2 separate regions of the Homo sapiens genome follow, and region 1 is linked to region 2. Evidence: chromatin loops called from intact Hi-C (ENCODE). Cell type or tissue: gastrocnemius medialis. All regions are shown on one strand. Links, peaks and the distances in the headings refer to the core of each region. The heading gives the core; the rest is flanking DNA.

Region 1 (5,385 bases), core at 234-5,233, 680 kb after region 2:
TGTCCTTATATGGAATATTCACCAATTAAAAGGAATATAGTGCAGGTTATGACATAGCTGAATCTTGAAAACATTATGCTAAGTGAATAGAGCCAAACACAAAAGACCACATATATATGATTCAGTTTATATGAAACGTCCACAATAGACAAGTCAATAGAGACAGAAAGCAGATTAGTTGTTGTCTGGGGCTGAGGGGTTAGGAGGAATAGAGAATGACTGCTATTGGTTATGGAGTTTCTTTCTAGAGTGACAAAAAACTATTTTAAAATAGATGGTGTTGATGGTTGCACAACTCCCTGAATATACTAAAAACCATTGAATTGTACACTTTAAGTGGGTGAAGTATATGGTATGTGCAGTATATCTCAATAAAGGTTTTTTTTAAAAAAAAAAAAACAATTACTTTCATATTGATAGATTCCTTAAGTAAAAGATTGTTGTTTGAAAACACATTTTACTTAGGAGAGACAATTTGTTATTAGATACATACCTTTAATTATAGTAGTTTATCTACTAGAAAGGCAATCTAGTCAATCATTTAACATATATTCACCAGCACAAATGGCTCATACATTTTCCTTCCACTTCCATAATCCTTCTTGAAGTTCTTTAGTTATCATTTACTCTCCCACCTCAGATTTAATCACCTTTCCTCAGTCTTCATTCTTCTTGACTTCTTGAATGAACTAGTATTAAAAATGCTATGCTATGGTTACTTTTATGGCATTGCTATAGAAATGCTGACTATTCCCTATATCTTGAAATGCTTCTCGTGCCTTCTGTTGATTTTATACTCTTGCATCTATGCTCTGTAAGGTCCGTCTGCTCCTTCTTTGTGTTGCTTTTTGTCTCCTGTTTTGCCGTCTCTCCCTAAAGGTAATTATTCTTCAAGATTTTTTCTTCAGTGCTCTACATTTCTCTTTTAACATTTGACCCTTTGGTTATGAATCTTCAATCTATTTCTATTTTTTTTTTTTTTTTGAGACCAGGTCTCACTTCCGTCACCCAGGCTGGAGTGTAGTGGTATAACCATGGCTCACTGCAGCCTCAACCACTCTGGGCTAACATGATCCTCCCACCTCAGCCTCCCAAGTAGCTAAGACTACAGGCACATGCCACCATACCGGGTTTTTGTATTTTTTGTAGAGACTGGATTTCACCATGTTGCCCACACTGGTCTCAAACTCCTGGGCTCCAGTGATCTACCAGCCTCGGCCTCCCAAAGTGCTAGGATTAAGGCAGAATGACCCCTTGAGTCCAGGAGTTTGAGACCAGCCTGGGCAACATAGTGAAACCTTATCTCTAAAAAACACTATGGAAGAACATATTCAATTGATCAACCACACCATGAGACTTTAGTTCATTATGAGGATTATATTATGAATGAAAATATCATTCATAATATTTATTACTTTTTATCTACCTTCCTACATTGATGGGCCATTGCTTATCCAAGCAGAGAAGACTCCTACTATGGATAGATTTAGACAAACTATAGTCATTACTGTAAATATTCTAAGTCACTATCTGTTGAATCATACTTTGAAAATAAAATTCTTTAATAAGGCTTATGACATTCTAAATACTAAAAGCCTGATATTACTGCATAGTATTCTTGAAGTCCATGAATAGTACACATATAACCAGCACTGAGTCCTAAGAAAGAGGAAATGGGTTTAAACTGAAGCAAAAAATAAAAATAGATTTACACTGCAGCAGGAAGAATTTTGGTTAAAGATATGGGAGACCTTATTAAAAATGAGTTAGCCTTGAAATGGTTTATTAGATCCTTTTTTAGGCCTTAAGAATATTAGGTATTTTGCAGTAAGTGCAGGTGCTAGAAAACTATGGGATAAAATAAATAACCTCTGGAAAGGCCCCTCCCATCTTCCAATGCCTAAGTCCTTAGGCTTAGGCTATTTTTGGTTTCCTTTCTGAGATGGCTCAGAAAGGAGCCTATACAATGAAAGTAAAAGCAGCTCTTGATTTCTTTTTTCCCCTCACTACTCCAGGATCTGTTTTTGCCACAACTTCATAAGTATTTCAATTACTTGTTCTCTCAACAATCCTGCAGAGAAGCTCTGCTCCCACCCCCCTCTTTATAGATGGAGATATTGAGGTTAAATGATTTTCTCAGGGTTACAAAGAAACCTAGCAGCAATGAGGGAATGAGAACTAGCAGTTCAACCTTCTGCCGGATGAATAGATTGAGTTTCTGAGCAGCTTTGCTATTATATTGCAAAGAGGCCACGCAGCAGCCTGGCTGAATGTGTGAGGAAACCGCGTCCTGGAAATGAAAAGGAGGCTGCAAGGAGAGCATTTTCCTTCTTATTAATGACATCGGCAATTGTCTAAAGTTGGAAAGAAAGGCCCTTCAGAGAAAGAGCCTTTTAAAAAGAGGACAAATAGCAGGGTACTCCATTTGGGACCCTCCCTCAATGAGACTGTTGTTGTCTGTCTACTCACAGACAGTGCCGCCAAGAAAGCCGGGCTCCAGATTGGAGATGCGGTACTGGCTGTCAATGGCACTGAGGTCACCAGTGTCGAGCTTGCAGAAGCTGTGAACCTTGCAATGAAAGGTAGGTGGGCCAGTTACAGAATCCAGAGTTCATCTGAAGGAGCAGAAAGCTGCCATACAGAGTTCCAATGTGGGAGGGGACACCTACAGGTGTAAGTGCACTTCTCTCCCAAAGCTCCCTTTAATGCCCTGTCATCAGCATGAGTTTTCATAGAAATTAAATCACATTTCCCTCCCATTTTCCTTCTGTATTGATGGCTAGCCACTAAACTGAAGCGAGAAAATGGCAGTAAGTAAAACATACCCTATTATTATCAAAATATTTACTTAAACTCCTTATACATGCACAGAAAAATTCTCATTACAAGAATTCATTTACTATTACCATCCTTTCGTCCCACCTTCCTTCCTCCCTCCCTCCTTTCCTTTTCCCTTTCCTTTCTTTCCATCAGTTTTGAGAGTTAACAGCCTCAGGATTTTAATGTAAAAAAAAAAAAGAGAGAGAGAGAAATGAAGAAATCACAGATCTAAAGCTTCTACAGATTTTCCCAGGCCCTTAAAGCAATTGTGTTGCAGATGGAATCACCACAAGAACAGTGAGGATACATGCCCCACACCCTTGCATCCTCTCACATTTCACTTTGTGGAAAGGTAACACCATCTTCCTCTCTGCAAAACAGCTTACTTTTTTGGCACAGTGTTACAAACCCTACCTCCCTGCAGACCTAAAAATACCCAGCTGGTAAATGCTGTGTTCCCTCATGGAGTTATTTGGTGTGGTTTCCTGTTCCGGGCTTCCTGAAGGCTCCATGAGTACTTCAGTGCCTCTGAAGGTTATTAGCAGGCAATGAGATATTAAAAATGTGTGCATTTGGGATAGGTCACATGTGCTAATTAGTAAGTGTAACTGGCTGAGCAGTAAGTATCATTTGCCCTTTTCTCATGATGAAACCATGCTTGATGATTAGCAACATTGAGACTTCTCTAGCGTAGACGAGCAGCACAAAAAGAAAAAAAAAAACCCACTAACAAATGCTGTGTCTTCATAAGTGATTCTGAAACTTGTAGGATTTGGCTTGGTGTTTTGCTGCTCTGTGGGACTTGGACTAGCTGCACCGGGAATCCAAGGTCATTGTCAGTTAGCACATGCAACAGCTATTTATATGTCTTGCACAAATATTTATCTTGTATGGAGTACAGATGAGAAATGGAGATAATATAATGATTATGCTAATGAATTGATAGTATTCCATAGAATAAGGAAATCTTACCCATCTGAATTTAGCTGTTCCTAGGTTCTTCCTCACAGATAATTACATTTCCAATTTTCTGAGTTAAATAAAACCTACTTTTAGAAATATTGCTACTTTTAGTACTTCTTTTATTTTTCTCCAAGAGGCCTAATGTTCTTTATAGCACTAAACCATTCAGCCTCACTACATCAGCTAATAGAAATAAATAGAAATCATCTCTAAAACTTGAATGGAGAGATTTCTGATTTCTGACAAGGTAAGGAACTAACACTGATACTGAGAGAAAAGCTATATTCAACATCCTAGCCATTCCTGGAAGTTACTTGGGCGGATGGACTTATCTGCTGATATAATCTGGGCTCAACCACTCCTTGGTTGCCACCTTCACTTTTCTCCCCAAAGGAAACCTTAATTCTGTGTCTGTTCCAATTCTTCTCAAACCCAACATCAGAGATACATCAAAAACATAAAAGTGAATTATAGATCTGAGATGCTAAAAGTAAAGGCAAGATCATTTGGTGCAGGTGCATATTAGAAACAGTGAGAATTACAGGCAGTAGCAGATGACAGCTGAACACTTCATGTAAGGAACAGGCTGAGGAACTGCTTCTTAATGTTTTTTCTATTCCATATAGACCTAGGTGGCCAGTTCTCCACATCACCTGAAAGCCAGAGAAACAGCAGCACCTATAATGGAGTCAATGGGATATTATCAGGGTGGCCCATCATTCCTTACCCAGATATAATCTCCTGCACATCCTAGGACTAAGTAATTATAGCACAGCTTTTTGTTGAGGAAGAGTAGAGTTTATGGCAAAGGAAAAGGGAGAGTGCCTGAGATTCAGGGTCATCTTGTAAGAAAGCAAATGAGGCAAACATAGTGATTGAGCCAATATAGCAACCCAAGAGGCTTACCGCCCTGAGGAGTACCCTGTCTCCACCACCACACTCACCAGGAGGGATGTCAGCCATGTTCTGGACTTTAAACTTTCTCCCAGTACATACTTTCAGCCAAAGTACTTAATAATCCCAGAGCAGTAAGAGTTGTCTAGTAAAAATAACAAGACATCTGAGAAACATAACTGCAATAAGAGAAAGATAATATATGGAACAATCTGTAACAACCAAACCAAAATAAATTAATAGATCGGAGAGAACAAGCACTTAAAATAAGATCAATAAATATCATAAAAGTGGTGAAAAAGGACATTTGTAGGATATTTAATATAAAGCAGAAAAAGCAGACATAAGGGAAAACCAATCTTCAGCACCAGGTATAAAGAAAATAATTGTTTAAATAAAAAATGCAGTAGGTGAGCTGAATAACAGAAAAAATACAGTAGAAAAATTTTAAAGATCCAAAATATTTAATGTAAGAACTTTCATAGAACGCATCAGGTGAGTTTTTTTAAAAAAGAAAATATATAGGAAGAGTTAAGAAATACATAGGATACAATTAGAAAAGCCAATATGGTAATATTTCAATCAAGAGTGCTTAAAGGAAAAAAGTAAATAAGTACATGGAAGGAGAAATATTTTTGAAGAAAAAAATTAGACTTTTCTAGAATTAAAGAAAGAAGAGAGAACTCAGGAAACACTTATAGATCGCCA
Region 2 (5,385 bases), core at 311-5,310:
TTATGTGTGGCTGCTTTTTATTAAAAAGAAAAGCCTTACTGAGGACTACACTACCCTTACTATCTGCTAAAGTGATTTCTTCTTAACTCCTATGTCCTTCCTCACTCAGGAGTGGTAACCCTAACTGCTGTTAGGGGTGTTGGTCAATGACTCTTTCTGGCTACTTCCTGCTGAAAAGCAGTGTGAGGAACAGAAAGTAGGGATCCTCCTGGGGTTGAACTAAGAGTCCTCGGAAGAAAGGCGTGTCCATGTGTGGTTCACTCTGCAGCACCATTTGGAATTGGATTGCTTCTAGGCAAGAGTAAACAATTTGAGTAACAGTATTGAGTAGACAAGGTCCAGACGTTAATATAAAACATATGAGCAAGAGGGGGCACTAACCAGTTAACAATGTCACTAGCCAGTTTCACGAAGAAGACTAGAATTCATTAAAGAGGGATTGTAGCCATCCAGGGCTGGAGCCTGCATTTTCTTTTAATCTGTAATTGATTTTAACTTGATCTTTAAGCAACTGTAGGTTTTCTTCTACTTGACTAGAGGTGTTGATCTGGAAGCAGCATTTTTCATTTAAGACTCCCAGGTCCCCCTCCTTTGGCTGTAAGGACATCTAGGGCCTGTCTATTCTGTATTACTACTGAGGCTAAAGAGTTTATGGATTATTGTTGTGCTTTATTAGTGCCTCTCTCAGTCTTTCCAAGAAGGCTGTAGGATTCTCATCTGGCTTTTGATCTATCATGAACAGTTTAGAGTAATTAAGAGGTTTAGTCCAAGTTTTTCTGGCACTAGATCTGGGTCCTGGCACTTGTTGAATGTGCTGCCCATAGTTGCAGGTGTGACCTTAAATATGCACATTAAAAAATGTTTCCTTTTCCATTCATCTGTAGCATCATTAGGGCCCCAATTAGAGTTGTCAAGAGGAACTGCTTTCCTTCCTTTTGGGAATGGAGTTTCCATTATTTCTTCACCTTCCCTATTTTCTCTTTTCTTTTAGACCTACTACGGGAGACACATTGCTCATTTCTGAATTTCTCTGCTGCCTACAGAGCTACCTGCCTCTCAGCTGTGGTTAGGGTTTGGCTTAGGAGCAGCATAACATCCCTCCAGGAGAGGTCAAATACCTGAGTTAAATTTTGGATGGCTTCTATATACCTATCAGTGTCATCAGAAAATTGGCTTAGGTCTCCCTTTACTTGCCTAAGAGCTTGCAATGAGGAGGGAACTTGAACCCTAATGGCATCACCTCCATTGGGCCTTTCCTGTAGAGGGAACAGTGAATGTGTGAAAGTGGGAAACTTTGGAGATGGTGGAGGTGGAAGATCTGTGGCATGGTTGGAAGTGGCCCCAGATAAGGGAGACTGGAAGGGCTGGCACACTCAATAGCTGCCTCAGATGGTTTCTGCAGAATTTGCTTTTCTAGTCTTGGGGAATCATTCCCCTTGGGACCGTCTGACATGATAGGTAAAAGGGCTGAGTCAATTGTGCAATGTTTGCAAAGATATGGGTTGTCACGCAGAGCAAAAGAAAGCCTGCACATAAGGTACCTTGGACCATTTGCCCTCCCATCTGCAGAAAAGATCTAACTGTCAGTTAATATTAAAATTAAGCTTCCTTCCACAAGCCAGGCTGGTTCAAGAGGGTAAAAAGACCATGCCCTTATGCAAAAGAAAATGGGCCATGTTTTCTTCAAAGTCTCAGGGTCAAAGGAGTCCCAGTGCTTCAGAATGCACTCCAGAGGAGTACAGCCCGAAGATAACCTGTTACCCATCTAGAAAGAGAAGTGAGAAAAAGGTATCCCTTTTGCCTTCTTCCTTTTGGTATGACCCAGAGTTGGGAGGAAGACAGTGTGGGTGTCCCCCAGCTGTTTCCCCTCCGTGGTTCCTGGGTCCTGGCACCTTGTTGAATGTGCCACCCATGGTTGCAGGTGTGACCCCCAGCCATGGAACCAGAGGAACTAAGAGATTGGGATTAGTCACGCCCACCATGCAGCTGTAGTTCTCTGCCTGTGATTCCCCTTTGACTTCCTAGACTTGTATGACCTGCCTAGCTCCCCGAAAAAAAAAAAGGATCTCTCGAGAGACTATGTGAAAGTTGCTTTTGGGAAACTTTTGCACTTTCCTCCTTAATGGAGGAAGTGGGTTGATTTGGGCTCCATATCCTACTGTTATAGCCCATGCTAAAGCATTTAACCTTAGAAAATGGTTCTGGTTAACTTCTGAACTTAAAAATCCCCTTACTAATTAAATACCATTCTAATTAGAGGCAGAATAGGTGACTTAAAGGAATGTGGGAACCAAATGGCTATTTTCCTGCTGATGGGACAGTATTGAGACTAGAATTTAGCTCCGGATAATATGTTACTCCTAGTTGTTGAAGGCAGAATTTCGCCATTTACAGGAGCATGAAGGCTGGTTTCTAGTAGAGAGGCACAAAAAGGGAAGAGAATTGGTAAGCTAAGAGTGTTTTGGTAACGAACCAATGGTGTGCCTCATGGAGATTATCTCGATGCCACTAGGTGGTGCTGTTGACCTTGAAATGCTATGTGCTCGCCACACCAAGGGCAGAGTGACGTTGACATGCCATGTGTTCTTCAGACCAAGGGCAGAGAGAGACCTGGAAATGCCATGTGCTCTCCAGACCAGGGGCAGAGAGTGACCTAGAAATGCCAGGTGCTCTCCAGACCACGGGCAGAGAGTATGCTCGGTGTAGAAGGGAGACCCTCTGTTTTTAGAAAATCAGAAAGACGCCTTCCCTTGAGCTATATCCCCAGTTACTACAATACTCCTTGATCTTGCCAAATAAGATTACTTCCCTGAACTGTAAAACTTCCCACATATTGCATATGCAGAGAGCATAGGAGATATGGCAGTTGTGGAGAGGAAAGGAGGAAATTACAATAGAAAAGTTGGAGATTATGTAGCCGACACCCCATTGGGTGGTCAGAGGTTGGGGTCAGTCCAGAAGCCTTTGGATAAAACCAGGGGATAGCCCCAGCCAGGAATCCTTAGTTGCACTGAAACCTCTTTCAGCCCCATGCAACAGTTAAGTCCTCCATGAAAGGAAGCTGGTTCAAACATGGCCAACATGTCCAGCAACCCGTGGTTGCAGGGGATTCTCCATGTTCTCCTCAGCAAGCTTCACATCTAGGTCTTTAAGAACAGCAGCCACATTAACTGTGTTTTTACCTGGCTGACAGATGCCCTTTATTGATTTGATTTGGTTCTAAAATGGAGGGCAAGAGCCCCGAAATGAAAGGACAGAGTTGGAGTTTGCTCCTCTACTCACCATTTTGATAAATGTTTTACCTTGGTATCCTGGACGAGATCTCCAGTATAAAGCAACTATGTTGTCTGGGTTATATACCCAGGGTTCATCGTCTCAAGCCAGGAAAATTTAGGACATGGTCGCATACTAAAAGTTTAGGAGCAGGGGTTTAATAGGCAGAAGGAAAGAGAAAGAAAAACAGCTCTCTCTATTGAGAGGGGACTTCCGAGCAGAAGGAAAGAGAAAGAAAAACAGCTCTCTCTATTGAGAGAAGACTTCCGAGCAGAAAAAACCAGCTGGCGGTGGACACACCAGTTTTTATATCCCGGCTTGAGGAGGCAGTGTCTGATTTACACAGCGTTCACAGATTGGTTAGATCAGGTATGATGTTTACATAGGGTTCAGGGACGGCTGGTTGCCCCATCCTAATCTTAATATAAAAATAAATTCTCCCCTTGGCCAGTACCATCTTGTCTGATCTTTATTGTACACGTGGCTGGCAGAGAAGGAAAGATGGAGCCACCATCTTGAACATGTGTATCCCCTAGTTCCTGCTGGCATTCACCTGTGCAAACTCCCAGCTTTCTTGTCTGTTTGCAGCTTGTCTTTACTGTCTGCTCTTTGTTAGAAAATAATTTGTGGCTGCTTTTCATTAAAAAGAAAAGCCTTACCAAGGACTCTCATACCCTTATTATCTGCTTAAGTGATTCCTTCTTAACTCCTATATCACTATTGTATACTTTCATTTATATGCCAAGTAGGCAAATTCATAGAGGTGGAAAGTGGATTAGTGGTCGCCAGGGTCATAAGTATGGAAACACATTGAGCCATATGGAGTGAAGAAAGTGTTCTGAAATTAGATTGTGGTAGTGTTTATGCAACGTTGAGATATACTATTAAAACTCCAGTAAATTGTATACTTTACATGTATAAATTTTATAGTATATGAATATCTCAAAACTATATTTCAAAAAATAAAAACGAAATTTAAAATTATAAGTGCATAACTGAAACTAGAATGTAGCATACTAACCCTAAACATCTAGCATACTAACCCGTAAATCTATATTAAACATGGCTTTTCCTCAGAAGATATTCCATAATACAAAAATGATGTCAAACAAATAGAAATTGAGCAGAAGAGCTGAAAGCCATAATCTTATAGGCTTGAGTTGTCAGAGAATCCAATAGGACTTCCAAAAGAGAGGGATTATAGTGAATAGAATCCTAAAATCTCCACATAAATAGCCGCTTAACCTCTTTACAGACAGTTAAATTATACATGGAGGGAGAACAGACACCAGAAAACAGCAAGTTAAAAGCTCAAAGTAGTAAGCAAAGATTTAAGATACCGTCCACCTCAGAAAGAGGGAGTTTGCAGTTTAAACACTTCCAGATGAGAGGGTTTTGGTCAACATCTCAGGCTTTCCATAGATCTGCCCTAACAAAGTGTAGATCAAGAATTACAACTTCAAAGTTATCAATCAGTAGTTTAGCCTGGTAGAACAAAATCCACATTTCAGGGCAAGATGATAGAATTCAAAATTTAGACAATGTATCATTCACAATGGTAAGGGTATGACAAAATATTAACAGACATGAGAAAAAGGAAGTAAATATGATCCACTATAAATAAAATAAATATTCCTAAGAAACAAACTCCTCATATACCCAGTTAATAGAATTGATAGTCAAGGACCTATCTATTATAAATATGTTCAATGACTTAAAATAACTGAGCTGAGACTGCACCACTGCACTCCAGCCTGGGCGACAAGAGTGAGACTCCATCTAAATAAATAAACAAAACACAAAATATGCATTACATAAATATATAACATAATGAACATCTGTATAAAAAGATGTTTTCAAAAATTTGTGGTTGTGATCACTTATTAAAAAAACAAAAATCCAACTGGGACGTTAATGAGATTTCAGTGAATCTATATCAATTTGGGGAAAATTAACCTATTAAAAATATTGAGTCTTCCAATCAATGAGTATAATTTATCTATTTCTATTATCAGTGTTCTATAGTTTTCAGCATACTGATATTAAAAATACATTCTACTATATTTATACCTAATATTCACTTTTTTATACTTGTGTAAGTGGTATTGGTCT

Evidence for each region. Hi-C counts contacts between places; a loop is a spot of excess contacts. Peaks named below come from ENCODE experiments on the same cell type or tissue, not always from the same donor. Only the 100,000 strongest peaks of a DNase experiment are listed, where the experiment ranks them.
Region 1: a loop joins it to region 2, with 4 times the contacts of the local background. A loop is called at or near these places in 1 of 110 quality-filtered maps.

What each region holds. Positions count from the first base shown.
Region 1 is chr5:103,496,252-103,501,636 of GRCh38, reverse strand. It overlaps the pseudogene PDZPH1P. Among named protein-coding and RNA genes, the nearest start is that of LINC02115, 43 kb to the left of the region's middle. In gastrocnemius medialis, for the core only: no CTCF peak of the experiment used is centred there; a DNase peak (open chromatin) is centred at 3,216; H3K4me3 peaks cover 561 bases; H3K27ac peaks cover 2,949 bases.
Region 2 is chr5:104,176,422-104,181,806 of GRCh38, reverse strand. No RefSeq gene overlaps it. Among named protein-coding and RNA genes, the nearest start is that of NIHCOLE, 98 kb to the right of the region's middle. In gastrocnemius medialis, for the core only: a CTCF peak has its summit at 2,453; a DNase peak (open chromatin) is centred at 2,546.